Linked DNA regions of Homo sapiens: region 1 is linked to region 2. The links are chromatin loops, found by intact Hi-C in ENCODE. Cell type or tissue: heart left ventricle. All regions are shown on one strand.

Region 1 (5,000 bases), 520 kb before region 2:
GACCCCAGCCTCCTTGACAAGATGGGATCACAAATGGACATGTGGGCCCTCTGGCCAGTGAGACAAAAGTAGTCTGCTGGAGGAGGTGGAGACATGGGCTAGACCATTTTTCCTCCATCCTAAGAGAAAGCAACAGGAAGAAATAGTCTTCTGTCTTGCTCTGCAGCTTGTTCTTTTTGTGACTCCCAGAACTGCTGCAGCCTTATAGCTATGAGTCCAAGGATGGGGCCAACAGTGAAGATGGTATAACCCAGAGAAGGCATTGTTGAGCCACTGAATTTTAAAAAAAAAAAATCACATTTCTTTATTATTTTAGGCAGTTTGAGGTGAGATTTCTGAGATCTATATCTGAAAGCACTCTATTTGTTACACCTGCTCTTACTTAGCAACTAAACTCCAGGAATCTTGCCTGCTATCCACCCACTCCTCTGGGGATTTTAAGTTCTTTCTTGGCATCAGATGAGATCATACCCTGAGAGTAGGACTTTGCCCACTGCTTCACTGCTCTGTTTCCCTTACTAGAGCCTGACACTTAGTAGGCACTTGATAAATATCAAATGCACCAGTGAATAAATGAAGTACCCCAAAGCTAAATTTTATTTCTTTTTTTATTTTTTAGAGATGAGTTTTGCTATGTTCTGGAATACAGCGGCTATTCACAGGCATGATCATAGTGCACTGTAGCCTCAGACTCCTGGGCTCAAGTGATTCTTCCAACTCAGCCTCCCCGGTGGGACTACAGGCACATACCACCATGGTGGACAAGAACTAAAATTTGATTCACATTTGTGTAGCTACCCTTCACCCCACACTTTGCTTTATCCCATTAAGATTTACCATTATTGAGTTGTGATTGATAAATGCCCTTTGCAAATGCCAAAGATTATAGCAAGAAAGAGCAATATCAGAATTGCGTCTGCATTTACTATACAACAAGATTGATAGACACACTGTATAATGTTTTCAAAGTTTCCTATGCAAAGTCTCCTAAAAGAAAGTTAATGCGCCGGGCACAGTGGCTCATCCCTGTAATCCCAGCACTTTGGGAGGCTGAGGCGGGTGGATTACCTGAGGTCGGGAGTTTGAGACCAGCCTGGCCAACATGGTGAAACCCCGTCTCTACTAAAATTACAAAAATTAGCTGGGCGTGGTGGTAGGCACCTGTAATCCCAGCTACTTGGGAGGCTGAGTCTGGAGAATCGCTTGAACCTGGGAGGCAGAGGTTGCAGTGAGCTGAGATTGCGCCACTGCACTCCAGCCTGGGCAACAAGAGTGGAACTCCGTCTCAGAAAACACACACACACACACACACACACACACACACACACAGAGAGAGAGAGAGAGAGAGAGAGAGAAAGAAAAGAAAGTTAATGCCAGAAGAAAAAACAAAAAATCTCTCTTAGAGAATTGTCCCGCTTCCTTCTAATAGGTTGTATGGACTGTCTCATTGGGTATCCTTTCTTGCCCTGGCTGCCAGGAAGCTCAAGGCCTAATCTGATGCTAAATCACAGTAATTCTATTATACTTCCTAGTCAATGCTTGGTTCTTCTCCTTTCCATGGCTTTGCTTTTCTAATTTTAGTTGAATGACTTTATTGTGTTTGCCTTTTTGTAAGTTGCTTCAAATCCTTTTCAGAAAGAGGTGCATATAAAAAAATTTAACAGCTCAATTCTAAAAAGCCATGGTTGGCACCACTTGCTCTTTGTAATAGCCTGGGAGGGCCCCCAAAGTAGCCTGGTGCTTTATCTTTACAAACACATGTCAGCCAGAGCAGCGGTGCTCACCGGAGATCTCGGGAGACAAGGGCAAAAATCACCCGTCATTTTCTACTGAATGGGTGTCTGGAGGACCATTCAGGCTCCTAGTGGCTGGATTTGGTGGGGAGGATTAATGTGGAGAGCCCTTGGAAAATCAGCATTGCTCCTGCCTGCACCGGCTATTGTTCCAGAGGTGAATGTTCTATTTTGAAGATAGAATCTCTCTCCTGCCTGGCTCCCAACCCTGCAAGCTTTGAATGCAGGGTGCCGTGCCCTTTCCCCTGACTCTGGGCCACAGGCCTCTCCAGCCAGCCCTCTGTGCCAACTGGCAGAGGGTGCTCTTGTATAGCAGATCTGACTCCCTCCCCACGCCTGAGTGCCTGAGGCCTTTCAGCTCCAGCCTGCTGCCTCGACCTGCTGGGGGCCCAGGAACCCTGCAAGCATAGAGAGGGGGGAAACTCCTATTTTTCCCCAAAACCTGGCCCCATCTGTCCCCAAAATCACTGCTGAGCTGGCCTCATTTACCTTGAGGCTTGTGTGCCCCTCTCTATACCCCAGTTTCCCCCAGATTGCACAGAGGCTATATACGTGTTGGAGGACTTGGGAATTTGGCTTGCTTATAGTATATCATACATATGTGTTCACAAGTGGAGAGGAGGAGGCAGAGAGAGACAGAGAAAAGAATGGGAAAGATACTGCCTTCTTAGAACTCCGCGATAGCAGATTTCATGATTTAATTGGAAATTTAGTAAATCTGCTAAAACATTTAGTGGTTTAAATTTTTCCTGTTCTGCAAAGAAACAAAGGCTTCTGGTTTACTCTGTGTCTTTCAACAACTTTAATTTCATTTGTAGATTATGGATGGAAGTAGCATTTCCACTCGATTGCATACTGGGCATTAAGAAGACAAAAACCTTCATTGTTTGCAGCCCTCAGAATTTTTTTTTCCAGACATTAAGCTGTAGGTGGCATTCTTTATACCTGACATCAGAGCACTTTTGTCAGGCGTTTAGTTGACAGGATTTACTGCAAGCCCGTCCTAGGTGTGTGAAGCAGGGAAAACAAGAAAATATTTCATTCAGGTGGACAGAGAGGAGTGCAGAGCCCGATCAGGCCGATCGGGTAACCGCTGCTTTTCAAACTGTGTAATTAAAGATCTTTAGAGTTCTTCGAAGGGAATTAATTAGTAGAGAAAGGCTGTTTTGTTTACAGTCTTTATCATCAACATAATCAAAAGCAAGCCTTGATATTGGTGGCAAATTGGACTGAACTCTCCCGAAGCCAAGAAGGCCTCCTGCAGCGCTTTTCTTGTTTTTTGAGGTTAGTTCCATCTGCAGTTAACTTGCTGTTGGGTGTCGGGGACAGAGTGGGATGCAGTACATTGCAGATGGAGTAGGGGAGGGACACACTCAGTATTGTCAAAACCCCCTCAGCCATGTTCCCATCACTAATTGCCCACCTGTGCGTGGTGCAGCAGTGGGTTGGGATTAATGTTTAGGTTCAACTGTCTAGATGGCTTGTTCATGAGTGACTATGTTTTCAGGTCTGAACCATGCACCTGGGAAGCCCTAAAAAGATCATCCGGTAACATGTCACAGTGGATGTCACTGTCCCTGCCTGGTGGCATCAGAAATACCTGCACTGCTTCAAAATAAATGCAATTTTTGAGTCCCACCTAGTCTAGGACCTCCTGGGATAGGGCTCAGGAATCTGTTATTAACTCACTGCCCAGGTGCTTCTGATATGCAGCCAGGTTTGGGAACTACTGATCTAAATTATTTGGTAACCTAGGACATGAACATGAAGAGGGGAGAAAGGCAAGGGTGCCCAGGAGATGACCTCAGGCCAGAAAAGGCCGGTCACAACGCATTAGACCCATGGCCTCCGAATAGAGACTAAAGCTGCTGGGCGACAGGGCCAGCTGGCCAAGTCCAACAAAAGACTTGAAGGACTATCCTGTGCACCTTGACTGAGCAACAAGGGCCAGTCCCCAAGCTGAGAGAGCCTGCAGGACAGCTCCAGCCCCATTGCCCATGTTCCTCTCAGGATCCCGTTTCATGGTGCCAGGAAATGTTCCAAAGGACCCACAGATTTAAAGGAAGGAGCTCTAGTTGATCACATGATTATCCAGTGTGTAAGAAGTAGGTCTCAGTGGAATCTGGGTTTCACAGGCCCAATGTGATCTGATGATCTATGTGAGAATATTCTGGATCCTATCTTGTCTTAGTCATGATAAGTGCTCAGAGACTTTTTCCTCAGTTGTTCCCGGTTGGTCCTTACTTGGCCACCTATGCAATCCTTACCCACCATTTCCTCTGGATTTTATAGGAGATCTAGCCCTAGCCCCTGAGTTTCCATTTCAATGAAAAGTTTATATTGTACAAGTAATACAATGTGGTGTTTAAAAAATGTTTTTAAACAAGTACAGGTGTTTAAAATGAAGAGTGAAAGTTCTTCCTGTAATCTCATCCTTCGGAGATAATCCCTGGTAATGGGGTCAACTACTTCATTTAAAGATGTGGATACTAGGCTTCAGAGAGGTGAAGTCAAGCAGTCATTCTGTAGCAGAGCAAGAGCAGGGGTCCCTGACCCCGTCGCCCAGTGCTCTTTCCACCCCCTCCTCTGTGCAAGAGGCCTCTCCCAGCACCTCAGGCCATTAGGAGCTTTTTGATGCCATCAACAGGGAGGTGACTAACCCATTCCTCATGTTCCCAAAACCTGAAGCCACACCTCAACCCCAGATTCTTCCAGATTACAGGGAACACATCCTGTGGCTGATTCCTCCTCCGCCTCCCTGGTCTTTATAGCCATCCATCATCATCACAAGGCTTCACTTTTCTGAATCTGGTTCTCAGTGAGGAAAGCAGAATTGTGTGGGCTTCATAACTGTTGGCCGGCTGCGGTCAGTGGGAGGAGCAACTGCAGCCATCTTGGAAAATGCCTTAGGAAGAGTCAAGAGGGTGAAGCAGGTTGGGTTATGGCCCTAGGAGAGCCTACTGGGCTATTCTGAGAGTTCTCCTAAGGGCCTTTTCACTTTTCCCTAATATTTCTGGAGACTCAAGCCTACCGGTGGTTGTTATATCTTTCTATAACATACAGTCTAATGATGGGGTGGGGAGTGGGTAGAGTTGTAGAATTAAATATCCTCAATTTCCAAGTAATGGGGGAGAATCCCGGAGCAGTTTGGTTATAGAGGCAACACTAACAACAGCACCCACAGCAAACTTAGAGGTTTAACAGCAA
Region 2 (5,000 bases):
GCAAAGGACTTATTAGCACAGTGTGTGAGACTTAAATCAATACATGTAACTATAATTATCTTTATTATGCAGCAAAATTTTTTAAATTGCTAACTTTTAACTTCATGTAGAATTATTCAGTCTAACAATATGAACTGATCTTTTCTTCTAAAGTATAGAATAATTACAGGATAGATCAGAGAGAAATAATACAGAAACTGAATATAGTTAAACTAATTGAATGAAAGCACAAAATGCTTTGTATGTAAAATTCAACAATATATGGGTAATGTGCAGAATATTTTTGCGTTAAAAAAAGTTAATCTCCCAGATGTGAGCTTTGTTAGTCACCAACAAATTATGTACTGACTGAACTGCTGTCTCTCAAACACAGTTCAAGCATGCCTTAGCCACTACCTTAGGTACTTGACCACTTTAAGGGGTTTTGTGGCATTTCAAAAATCAAAATCTCTTTATCCAGATCCTTGTAAATATTCACCATTACAGGTAAGAAAAACGCATTTTAGGGAAGCAGTGAATTCTCCACTTGGAATCAATCTACTGATTGATAATTAAATTATTTCACTGTGAACCAGAAGGCTAGTATTTAGAAAGCAAAATATTTAGAAGTGAAAGAGGGGGGAAAAAAGAATGATCTACAATGTAATATAAATTAACCTAATTTAAATTAGATTTTAATTTAACCTACTTTGATAGTTTTTTAAAACAAGGAAGATCCTAAGGACTTGCAACTATGGCAATCCTCAAAATGGGACCAAAAATTGTCCTGGAATGGTCAGGTGGTCATCCATCTAAAGATCCATCCAGCTACTATTTAATAATTCTTCATAAGGACACTTCATCTACTCTGGTTGACTGTCATTTTCAACATCATAATTTACATAAGGTAGGCTTCCTTTATTAAATTCGTATTCTGTATTTCAGATATTTCTCAATTTTAGAAAAACAATGCACAGTGTGTTAAGAGCATATTTTCAACTTCATTCAATGCATTACCTAAATACTGCATATTAGCTCATGCGGTATTGTGTAATACTGCAAAGACCGTACTTACGTAAATGTTGGTTAAAGTTACCAATTATACAAAGCTCCACTCTCTACCTAAAATTTTACCATGTGCAAAACGAAAAACATTTTAGTTATTGATCATCTCTTCTGAGCCATACACTTTGGGCAAAATTTTGTGATGGCTATAAATATGAAAACACTTAAAAAATCAGAATACAAAGAATGCATATTGCCTCACATGACACATTTTTTTTTTTCCCTCAGAGAAAGACCATCTGTTTAGGATAAATTTCTAGTCTTGTTTATATAGTCAAGTATTTTTTGCTAAAAAAGAAAATGAGAAGACCTGTGCTGTGAAAAATTTTAAAAATCTCAAATTTTTAAATAAAAAATCATTTATAAAATTCAGGATGGATGGCTCTAAAATATAAAAAGAGTGAAATAAAAAAAACAACTGCAGGGAATTTGTTTATTGAGCATTAATGTTAACACTTTTAAATTAAGTATTCACTTACGAATTTTGTCACTGTCCTATCAACGGACATAATAGAAAATATTGCACAGAACTCAAACATGAAAATAATAAACAAAATAACTAAGCAACAAGTATATGCTTTACATTTTAAAAATTAATCCAAACAAAATAATTTGAAGCACTTCTCTGATTTGGAAGTCTTAAAATGTTATCTCATGTTTTATTTGAGATTTTTTTTCGTTTTTTCTTTTTTACAAATTGACACTGTACAAAGAGCTTAAATGGCCAGTAAAACTACTGCCTTAAAATTGTTGGCTTTAAGTAACAGAGGTAAAATTTGAATTCACATCAGAGCTTTCTAAAATGGCAATAGTACAAGCAAATGACTTTCTCTAGTATCCAAAACCTGCGCTGGCTCTCCCTTGGCTAGAAACAAGACAGCCTTCTAAAGCTGCCATAATGTCCTAAAATGCTCTGAAAGAAGTTGGTATACTTCATTCCCCAGCTTACCTTGGTAACACTGGACTAAACAGAAAATGAAGAAAATTCAGTCAATAGTAACTTAAACAGTACTAAGTTAGCTCTGGACTTAGAAGGTTTGGTAAAGTTGATGACATTCAGAATAAGGTTCTCAGAAGAAAAGCAGTTTTCCAAAAATAGGCTAAAAAGCCTATATTAAAGAAAAAATGCCAAGAGTGAATTGAATACTTAAGTTTATCTGTTCCTAGAAGACTATGAACACCACAATGGGAGCTGAAACACTATATATAATTTAGAATGCATTCTCCCAGAGCAAGTTTATAAGGTTTATAGAATAGTAATGGCCTTTCTAAATTTTCACTTGATATTTAAAATTTTATAAGTGATTTATTATGTCATCAAATTAAGCCAATTCCATTAACTATATCCAAGTAGGAATAACTTCAGAAATGCTTTGAAAAAGGACAATGACAGACCTATAGACATGAAAAGCAAACAGCCTTTGCAAAGCTCATCTCCAAATCTATCAATTCTCAATTCTTCTTAAAATAAAAGACTAACCACATGTTCAGCCATTCCATCTTATTCAAGTTTAGCATTACGACAGAAATCTCAAAGGGCTGCATGTTGCTAAACACTGTCAGTATTTCCTATATGCACCATTTAGACTATACCTCACTTTTTTTTACTTCCCTTATAATATTAAAATAATGAATAAATATGGTCCTTTAGTTAAGGTCCTCCACCTTAAGTGAAATACAAAATAAGGTAGTTTTATTAATTTCTTACTAGAATTGGCTTAAAATCTATTTACCAAATAAGAAATAGTAAACTTTTAAGTTTTACCCAGAAAGCAGAAGTATTCCGATCCACTCCTAATGTCTACATAAAATAGTTCATCATTTTAGTTCAGTTTATGACATTTTTTGGACTAGTATTAATGCTGTACCTCAGAAAAAAATCCAATCAACCAACTGCAGAAAGTATGCTTAATTGTTAACCTTTTGAAAGAGGCAAAAAAATTATTTACGAAAACCTAAAATAATCTGATTAACAATTGATGCTGAAAAGGTCATTAAAAACTGAGGAATAACAAATGTAGTTTTCCTGTATTTCACCTATTATTAATGGAAAACAGAATGGCAAAATTTCTAAATGGAATATGTTAAAAGTACAAGAACCGAAAACACTGGTAACATTTCCTTTGCCTTCTGACAGCAACATTTTCTAGGATAAAAACAGTGACATGTAGTTTTAGAGAATCTGAAATTTCTACATTCAAGAATGGAATTAAAATTCAATGTGAGGGGAAAAAAGCAAAATATAGCTAGTGGTATCCAAACTTTAAATAAAACCTCAAAGGTAAGTATGGCTGCTGTTTTGTTCCAGTCATTGTTTCACAAAATGTTGGCTGTGTCATAAGGTATCTCCTGTGCTTTCTATCAACCGAGGGCTGCTGAAGTATAAGACATTCCTCTGTAAAGGAACTGACACTGAATTCCTTTGTAAATTCAATCTCAGCTGAAGTGTCGAGCAAGGCGGGCAGATCTATAATCAGCACGAAGTTGTACGAAGGAGTGAAGTATATTCTTGTCCAGATTAGCAAGTTGTTCTCCTGAGCAGACTTGCTTTAAATTATCTGGGGCAACTACCAGAAGATTGCAAAGAGCATGCAGAGTATCAAAAAGATGTAATACCATTGGAATCTGAATTGAGAGAAGAAAAAAAGTAACATTGAAACAAAACAATTTCCAGTTTTACAATTAGCTTGTAACTTTTTACATACTGTCAGGTGGGACTTACTAGTGTGGGTGAAGTTCAACATATTAGAATTTTTTAAAGATCACAATGCATTAAAACTTAAAGATTTCAGTAGTTAAATAAACTTGCTATAATATTTCAAAAAGATTCATGTGTCAATTCTCTTCAATAGTAACAATCATATATACTTCAGAGGACTAAAACTAGTTATTAACATACAGCATTTTTCATAATTTAAATGTTACAGAAATATTCAGGGGGACATAAATGAAGACAACATTTTTTTCCTAATGTGTGACATATATAACATTAGTCATGGATGTCAATAAGTCAAAGACTGTGGAACTGAAAATACACCATAAAGCAAAAATGGGTTTAATATTAAATATATGGGCCAGATGTGGTGGCTCATTCCTGTAAACCCAGCACTTTGGGAAGCTGAGGCAGCAGATCACTTGAGCCCAGGAGTAAGAGACCAGCCTGGGCAACATCATGAAACTCTTTGGAAAAAAAATAAATAAAAATTTAAAATTTAAAATAAAAAAAAATAATAATTGGAACAACACTGTTTCAGGTAGAATGTGATAATCTATCTCATACAATATCAACAAAAGTTATAAACCTTTCACTAATTATAAGTAAATAGTGATTTTTAATAATCTGACTTATGCTCCTGGGCCTATTTGCAAGTTTGATGTTTTTGTGTACACATACCTTGAAGTCTTTGGCACACTTCCTATATTCGGCTACATCACAAATGGCCAACATGCCACCCATACAACTGTAGGAATATTGTTGAAGATGCTCATAGATAAGTCGATGAAAACGTACTCCAAGTTCCATCAAAACTGTATCCACATTCTTCCCATCCATGGAATTTTTAATCTTCTCCACTTGTTTTCTTACGTAAGCACAGACTTTTACACAGGCCTATAAAAGTTTTTCTACACTCATTACACAGGAATGTATACCAGCTTAGCTAAAGAGGAAATACAGTTTCTCATTAATCTTTAAGTATAAAAGAAAAAAATCTAGGGCACAGTAGGATACACCAATGAAAATGTTAACAAAGTATTAACAAACTGAATGATTTTACTCACATTAGTATATTGAATCAAAACATTGTTTTCATCTTCTGGCTTAAAATCTGTTTTCTTCTGTTCTGCAGCCAAAATATGCTTCATCTGTCCAATCATACAATTTAATGTCCTAGAGAATTGAGAATACAACATTCTTTAACCCATCTAACTTACTCTATGTTTATGTTTAATTATAT

What was found. A loop is a pair of places that touch in the nucleus more often than their neighbours do. Peaks named below come from ENCODE experiments on the same cell type or tissue, not always from the same donor. Only the 100,000 strongest peaks of a DNase experiment are listed, where the experiment ranks them.
Region 1: a loop joins it to region 2, with 5 times the contacts of the local background. A loop is called at or near these places in 4 of 110 quality-filtered maps.

The regions. Positions count from the first base shown.
Region 1 is chr14:56,684,590-56,689,589 of GRCh38, forward strand. No RefSeq gene overlaps it. Among named protein-coding and RNA genes, the nearest start is that of TMEM260, 110 kb to the left of the region's middle. RefSeq lists a silencer at 3,557-3,718. In heart left ventricle, a CTCF peak has its summit at 2,078; a DNase peak (open chromatin) is centred at 2,082.
Region 2 is chr14:57,205,129-57,210,128 of GRCh38, forward strand. EXOC5 (exocyst complex component 5) reads right to left here. Exons shown (of 18, transcript NM_006544.4): 16 at 4,825-4,933; 17 at 4,439-4,654; 18 at 1-3,669. The coding sequence ends at 3,481. Among named protein-coding and RNA genes, the nearest start is that of EXOC5, 61 kb to the right of the region's middle. In heart left ventricle, no CTCF peak of the experiment used is centred here; no DNase peak of the experiment used is centred here.